Regions from separate parts of the Mus musculus genome. Here regions 1 and 3 are each linked to region 2. The links are chromatin loops, found by intact Hi-C in ENCODE. Cell type or tissue: gastrocnemius. All regions are shown on one strand.

What was found. A loop is a pair of places that touch in the nucleus more often than their neighbours do. Peaks named below come from ENCODE experiments on the same cell type or tissue, not always from the same donor. Only the 100,000 strongest peaks of a DNase experiment are listed, where the experiment ranks them.
Region 1: it touches region 2 in a loop (2.6-fold over the local background); 7 of 42 quality-filtered maps call a loop at or near these places.
Region 3: a loop joins it to region 2, with 2.6 times the contacts of the local background. A loop is called at or near these places in 13 of 42 quality-filtered maps.

Annotation. Positions count from the first base shown.
Region 1 is chr16:43,386,363-43,388,862 of GRCm38, forward strand. All of the region lies in intron 4 of Zbtb20 (zinc finger and BTB domain containing 20), which reads left to right. Among named protein-coding and RNA genes, the nearest start is that of Gm9968, 24 kb to the left of the region's middle. In gastrocnemius, no CTCF peak of the experiment used is centred here; no DNase peak of the experiment used is centred here; H3K27ac peaks cover 406 bases.
Region 2 is chr16:43,572,774-43,575,273 of GRCm38, forward strand. All of the region lies in intron 7 of Zbtb20 (zinc finger and BTB domain containing 20), which reads left to right. Among named protein-coding and RNA genes, the nearest start is that of Mir568, 67 kb to the right of the region's middle. In gastrocnemius, a CTCF peak has its summit at 1,456 (motif pointing left); DNase peaks (open chromatin) are centred at 890, 1,418, 1,848 and 2,494; H3K4me3 peaks cover 789 bases; H3K27ac peaks cover 2,500 bases.
Region 3 is chr16:43,509,736-43,512,235 of GRCm38, forward strand. All of the region lies in intron 5 of Zbtb20 (zinc finger and BTB domain containing 20), which reads left to right. Among named protein-coding and RNA genes, the nearest start is that of Gm15713, 91 kb to the left of the region's middle. In gastrocnemius, a CTCF peak has its summit at 997; a DNase peak (open chromatin) is centred at 1,996; H3K27ac peaks cover 2,427 bases.

The DNA of each region.
Region 1 (2,500 bases), 190 kb before region 2:
TCTTTGATTGAGCTTTACAGATGAGGTGCCATGTGCCTTCCTGTCAGCTTTATGGAAGCAATTTTTTCATTTCTTTACCTACTTCTCATTCTGTGCTCTTTCTTCTTGCTCTTCCATTCTCTCTCTGTTTCATGAAAATTCATTTATCTGTGACATTTAAAGGCTCTGTCTGAGAGGTGTCTGGAGCTGTGGCCGGCTGTGTACATCAATAGCTTCTTAGGGTCTGGCACTCTGTCAATATTTGGGGGCCTTGATAACCGCACTTAACTGCAGAGCCTGCCAGCCATCATGCTCTTAGTGCCTCTGGAACAAGTCCGGATGAGTGGATATTAGCATGTCAGGTCTTTCACAACTGGCGACATGTGGTAGACAGTATGCAAGCATCTTCCGTGTGCCTTCTGCACCTTTCAGTGCTCCTTGTTTATATGATGTCATTTTCTACTATATATAAAACATGGGTCTTCTGAAGGTACTCTTGTCAAAACCAAAATAAAAGACATCATTGTACAATCCGGGTGAGATAATGATATATTGACATTATATTTTTAAGCTCCGTTCTAACACTGAATCATATATTAGTTAATTTTATTATATGTAAATTACATTTTTAAAGGGCTGACTTTAAAACCCAAAATTATGTGATATTTGGTCCAGAGTTATTGCTGTCTTATAATATAAATATATTTTATCACATATTTCTAAAGCTGATGCTTCTTTATGAAGCATCTATCCTTAGTGTTTTACATGTTTTGATAGATATTTATCTACATGAAAAAGAGACATTAGTGAATTTGAGAGATAAGTCTGTTTGATAAAATTCAAGCTATATGCAGTTTCAAATATTTTGCAGTTGCCTTTGCTGTTTAATCAAAATGGGTCATTTATTTATACATTGAATCATGAAGATATCATTATATCAACTTTCACATGACCTATCTTAAATTGTACAGTAACCTTTTAAGGTCTGTGAGAGAGAGCAGAATTAGTGTGACATCTTAGTTATTGAACTATTATGTATTACTGGCCCATTATGTAACCTTTGGATATTGCTTGAGGTGAGATTACTTCAGGAATTGAACTTTCAAGAAGGGGATGAAGAAGATAGGAGTTGAACAGATGTCAGTCCTTTCCTAGATATTTATTTACAACCTAATAGAAGTATGATTGACTTTGCCAAATTGCAAAGGTTTTAGGTCATGTTCAGATGAAATAATGTAGGTTTCTAGCTATCCAAGAGAATAATTGCCTTAAGTCCTTAATGCTCTTTGATGGACTCATGAAAAGACCTTCCCTGGACCCATTTGACCACCATAATTCCTAAATTGAATGGATTCAGTTCTTGCTCAGTTTTGATTTTCAGTTCATGTCCCTTACATAGTACTCACACCTGCTATAATACACCATAGATTTTAAAGTGACTTTTAATAATACTGAAAAGAAATGCCTAAGAAACAGCTTTAGTACATACAGTTTTCAGTACAATTGAAGATAAACCTGGAACCTCTGGGAGCGTTCGTGATATTTTAGGATGGGCAGTTTCTGAACCTACTTTGTAATTATAGAGAGCTAAGTGTATCTCACCAGTTATAATGTTTACAAAGTCATAATTGTTTGAATGCAGCTAGCTCTTATCCTTGGCAATAAGAAGATCCGTCAAAAGGAAGGAGGGTGTCTTTAAAGAGGCAGCAAGAATGGACAAGGGAAAATCTGGCCACTGAAAATCTAGCAATATAAGACAGACCTGAAATTTCAAGAATAAAAAGACATAAATGTTGAGCTAAATGTAAGAGAAGCACTTACACATGGATTTGTGACATGGCTCGCAATTTCTAGTTAATAGATAATAGAAGATAACAACATACCCAACTTCTACTGAAGAAACACACTTGATCTCTTGCCTGAATTTATACTTAAATTTTGTGATCTCAGAGAGGAGGTCATATATGCACTACACATGCACACAAAACATTAACTATAATGCATTTTGGGATGATTTATTATTTTTTTATTATTATTTCTCAAGGTATAACAGAGAATATTTTTAGCATCTTCTGTGGATGACATGGAAACTTGTCTCTTTTGTTGCTACTAACCATCCTCTAGCTGTCCACTGTGGACATCAGAGTGGACGCAGAAAGAATAGTGTAAAAAAAAGAACAGTGTGAAATTCCAAGACTGTGTCTGTCCTTCCCTCAGCAGAGGAGGCGGCTGTGATTCACAGCTCTGGAGAGTTCTGCTAAAAAAGAAAGAGCTGTTTCCTTCCTTCCCATGTAACACCTGAAGCGATCCTTCTAAGCGTCTGTGTAATGCAAGCTGGAATCGGTCTTGATGTAGAAATGAACTCACTCCCAAAGAGGAGCACATAGATTGCCAGTTATGTTTTTCTTTACTCAGGAATCTCTCTGTTTGGGGGGGGGGGTCAACAAATGATCACTACTGGTGATTAATTATGAATGAATAATTTATTGCAATTCCCATCCCTGTCCCACTTGAGTCAACT
Region 2 (2,500 bases):
AGTGTCGGTGGCTTTTTCCTTCGTCCCTCTCCGTCTGTCCGCAGACACTCTACAGTTAAACAGCAGAGTAAGTAAGGAAATGGTTCCGACTCCAGAAAGGCCAAGAAAGGCATCACTGATCTCAATTATCTTGATCCCGCGACTGCGTAATTATTTATCAAAGGGAGGTTCTGACTAATTCTTTCCTCTCCAGCCAGGCTGATTAGTGGAAAGCATAATCTGCAGCAGAGGGTGGGAGCCCAGTGGAAGGAGAGAATTGGAGGAGAGAGGGAGAAAGATGGAAGAGAGCACTCGCCTCTCAACAGACCCTGGAGACTGATAAGAGCTCGCATGGATAAAATATTTATTTTTCCATATGTTGCAGAAAGCACTTCTGCCACTGTATGTGTGCAATATGTGCGAAGGAGTGTGAACTGTATACATCCAACACCACCGATCTGCCTTGTTCCCGTGCATTTAACAGGCTTAATACCTAACAGCGCATCCATATGTTTTAATGCATATTTCTCTGCAAAAACAATATGGTCTAGTTTGGGACGAGCCAGCAGCCTCCACAGCCTCACTCACTGCTATGTTTCAGCCCTCAACTTACTGCCGGGGCCAGCACAGGGAGAGTTAAAGACCAGAAGGTTCTGCCGGCCAGCTCAGCTGCCCTTCACCTTAAACGCCTTCCTGGTTCTTAAAGCAGCCTTTTTCTCATAACAAAAATGTTCACAGTGGGGAGATGAAAATGTTTTTGTTCTTTGGACAATTGGGACATGTTCAGTCAGAATGTCAGAACTGACCGTTGAAAGGCGGGTGCCTGCGGCCACACTTCTCTCTCTCTCTCTCTCTCTCTCTCTCTCTCTCTCTCTCTCTCTCTCTCTCTTTGAATGCAGAGCTGCACCAGTGTGGCGGGAGGAAGTGCACAATGATTGGCCTGTTTTTCTGTAGAAGTGTTCAGGGTACACCCAGTTTTGCTTTGCATATATTTGCGAAACATCTGCCCTTTTCTTGTTCTGAAGTCTCTCTCCCTCACGGCCCCTTTCTCCTCTCCCCCGGGTTTTTTCTTTGTTGTTGTTGTTGGCTTCTCTGACTTCTACGTAGAAGTTTTCATTTTCTGGTTGAGGGACAACCTCATCAGAGTGTATAGTTGAGAGAGAGAGAGAGAGAGAGAGAGAGAGAGAGAGAGAGAGAGAGAGACAGAGAGAGAGAGAGACAGAGAGAGAGACAGAGAGAGAGAGAGACAGAGAGAGAGAGACAGAGAGAGAGACAGAGAGAGAGAGAGAGAGAGAGAGAGAGAGAGAATATGAATATGCACAGCAGGCGGGGAGAGAACAAACTTGAAAGAGACTGAGAGGCCAGGCCAGAGAGAGCTTGGCACACCAGCCTTTGGCATGGTGACCAGGAGGAAGGTTCTGGTAGTTTAGGCTCTAAAATACTGCCTGGAGTCAGCCAGTGTGCTGCTGCCCTCTACAGGCGCCAGGGGATAGTGCAAACTACTTAGACTTGTACAGACATGTCCTCAGATGTGCCATGTTTATACAATCCCCTTTATGCAACCAAAGAAGGCATTTTCAGTTAATTACAAGAGAGTTTGCTCTTTCCTCCTTAATAAACCACAAACTGAAAAAAAAATTGGTCATAGAACAGCACCTGTGCATGTCAGACAGACTGCTGTTTTGTGTTAACGCTTCTTGGCTTCAGAAAAAGGAATCCCAGAGAATTATAAAAGAGGTTGGAATGGGAGAGGAAGTGCTCCAACGGACAGTGTGCAGGGCTCTGGTCTGTGACGTTGGAGCACTGCCGTGGTAAGAGGAGAAGTGAACTGGCAGGAAGCAAGGAAGGGAAGGGGCCAGGCAGGTTGGGTTTGAATGTGTTCTACTCGCTGAGGTGGCTACAATGTCCCTGGGCCATGGACAGCCACCAAAGGTGGTCCTGGACATAGGTGGGGCACAGAAAATCAGGCATGCATCAAACTCTAATTCAGGACAAGAAGTAAGGGCATAAGCCGTGCAATTTCTCCAGAGTTAGACCTCATGGGTGGCTTGGCAGTACACTGGTGCAAGAGTGTGCTCTTAATTCCATGAACCACATGTCAAAAGCTAGCTGAGGCCTTGTCTGTAAACATAGAGACCATTTTTTTTTCTGCTACATAATGATGGCCATTGGTGTTTTGTCCCTATATTTAGGTGACTTACAAGGACCAGCCACTCTTACTAAAGACTCTTCTTGTAATCAATGAAAAAGCAACCAATCCAGGTTGATTCCCCTGCCGCATAAAATGAGGAAGCTTAATTGAGATTCAAACTAGGACTGGTCTCCAAGTATATTTAAATTTCAGCTCTATTTAATTCTGTCAGCAAACAGTTCGCAAGTGGCTGCTGTGTATATGGTTCACAGTATGGAATTATGGAATAGGCAGTAACCCCAGGAGGACAGGACCAAGATTGCTCAGCCTCTGTGGCACATCACAGCCACTTAGTCTCTGTACCGAGAGTGTGGATGGGGGAGTGGGGGA
Region 3 (2,500 bases), 63 kb before region 2:
CACTTGCTGTGTTCCGTATCTGTTAGTGTGTTAACAAGTGGTTTGGTTTTTTGTTTGTTTTTTTCTTTAATTTTGATTTATTCTTCTCTAAGCTAGACAGAGTATATGTTTCTCTATGTCACTGATATTCTGAGAAAGAAACTTGTAAAACTGTGATCTCCTGGAAAGCTTTCAAGTGAACAGGACATCTATATGCTCTTTAGCTTGCTTCTCCTGGATCCATTTGTCCATGCTGTGCCATCAGCAACCCTGAGAAAAACGGCGCTAGTAAGGATGGCACAATGAGTTTTCTGATCATAGACCTAGGAAGGACCAAAGAAAATTGTGGCATATGGAGGAACATGCCAAGACCTTCTCCAATAAAATCAGCTGCTTTATGCTGGTGGGTTGGATTTTTTGTTGTTGTTGGTTTTTGGGAGGTTTTTTTTTTTTTTTTGGTTTTTTTTTTTTTTTTATTTCCTTTGAATTTTTGTTTGTGACTTTTTTGGCTTGCTGGAGCATTTCCCTATAATCTTAGGAAGCCACAGCAAATTTTCAATGCCACAGCAACACTGTGCAGCCAAGGAGGGGCCCAGAGAGCTGATCCTGGGGGCTGGAGCCTTTCAGCAATCATACAAGGTAGGGGGTAAGGAAGCTATCCTTTTCTCTGAATTTTCCTGGTTTATTCAGTCTGCCAGGGACAGGGATTTTCTTCGCGTATCTTTCCTTCACTTACTTGAGGCTCTCCCTTCAATGCCAATGGCTTTCTATTGCTTCTGAGAGATGGTTCACATGGCAGAGCACCCGCTTCTGTTCTATATTGAAACATGGAAAGCTTTGAAAACTGGGAAGGACAAAGGAAAGGGGTCTTAGGGCATCTGGGAAATATCAAAAAGAGCATTAGGCTCACAGCTAGTTTTTGCCGGTCATGTCTGTAACTTCTCTGTTCTCTACAGGGCTTCTCAGTGTTAGAGTACTGAAGGGGATAACTCTAGGGTGCCAGCGAGGATCTAACTGATTCAGTAGATGGAGCTCTTCGCCCTAAGTCTGGATTTAAATTAAAGTCCCACTGCAGTTGCTGGGACTCTCTGTATTAAGGTGTGTCATGATACACACATAAAACCAAAGCTTGTGTAGCTGCAGGAAGAGATTTCCTGGCACTTTTTAAAGGCATGAAGCATGTGTTCCGAAACACAAAACTGCAGGGGAGCAGTAAAGATAGATAGGGTAGGAAGTGAAGTTTACCTATCTAAACTTCTCCCTGTGGGTTTGAATACTCCTAAGTGTGAAGTAAAACCCAGTTACCATACAAGGGACTGGTACTTTATAGACTGGTACTCCAAACCTAGAAAAACAGATAATGTGTACAGGTTTGGCTGTGTTTGTGACAAGCCTTTCAAGCTGTTTGAACTGTACGGCTCTCCTTTTATTTGACTCCGAAAAGGAATCTTAATGCTGAAATGCAGTTGTTTCATCTAGTTAGTCTAGAGAATCTGACGAATTGTGACAGTACTGTGGACAGCACAGCAGATTTGTAAGGTGCCTTTATAGGAGCAGAAATACCCAACAGTGACCGAAAATGGATCTCTAGTGTCTGCTGTAATATAGAAAAAAACCCACTTATTTATCAATTTTTAAATTAATCAAAATGAGTAATTGCCATAGCATTCTTGTCACTTTGTATTATCTTCAGTACCAATACTAAGTTTGATCATTGTCCCTCCTTGGTGCCAGGAAGGAAGGTAGATGTATGCAAGATGGAATAAATTATCTTCCTTGATCTAATGTCTTCTCACAGATTAGAGGTGTTATTGAGAATCTCTTGTTAAATCTTGATAAGATCATTTGGCCAAAACAGAACTGGCAATGGCCTTACTACCAAAATAAAAAGCATTTTTAAGGCCTTGGATTTCCTTTGCACACCACGTGTCTGAGTTTGATACAGTCCAGGAAAATAGAGAGGATGAGAGAAAATTATTCCTAAGCAGCCGCCGTAGGCCAAACACTGAAACAGTGCCAGCCCGGACCAATCAGGGGGGCTTCTTAGGAGATGTGTGCTTTGCTGAGCTCTTCTGTGAAGAGAAGAGGGAGGAAGCCCTTGAAACTGCATTAGGATGAATGAGTCTTCACTAATTTCAGCAAAGTCCATGGCAGTGAATTTGATAACTTCTTCCTTCTGTAGACATCTGAGGTTCCCAGGCCAGCAGAGACTCCCTTGTCATCGCACTGACACATCTTTTGAACAAAAGTATCTTTCTGAGTTTAAACAAGTGAAAAACTTCTCATAGAGAGCAAAGAGTAAAATTAATGGAAACTCAAAATCAATTCCAACCCCATTTCTGGCATGATGAGAGTAACATTTGTGCTGTGTTTAAAGCAGTTTAACACAAGAAAATGATAAAGTGATCAATATACTTAAAGCCAAAATTAACCAGGAGAGAACAATCTGCAATCCGTTCCCAGCCCGAAACTCTACACTTTAGATTAAACACGAAATAAATGAGTATATATTTTACAGAGT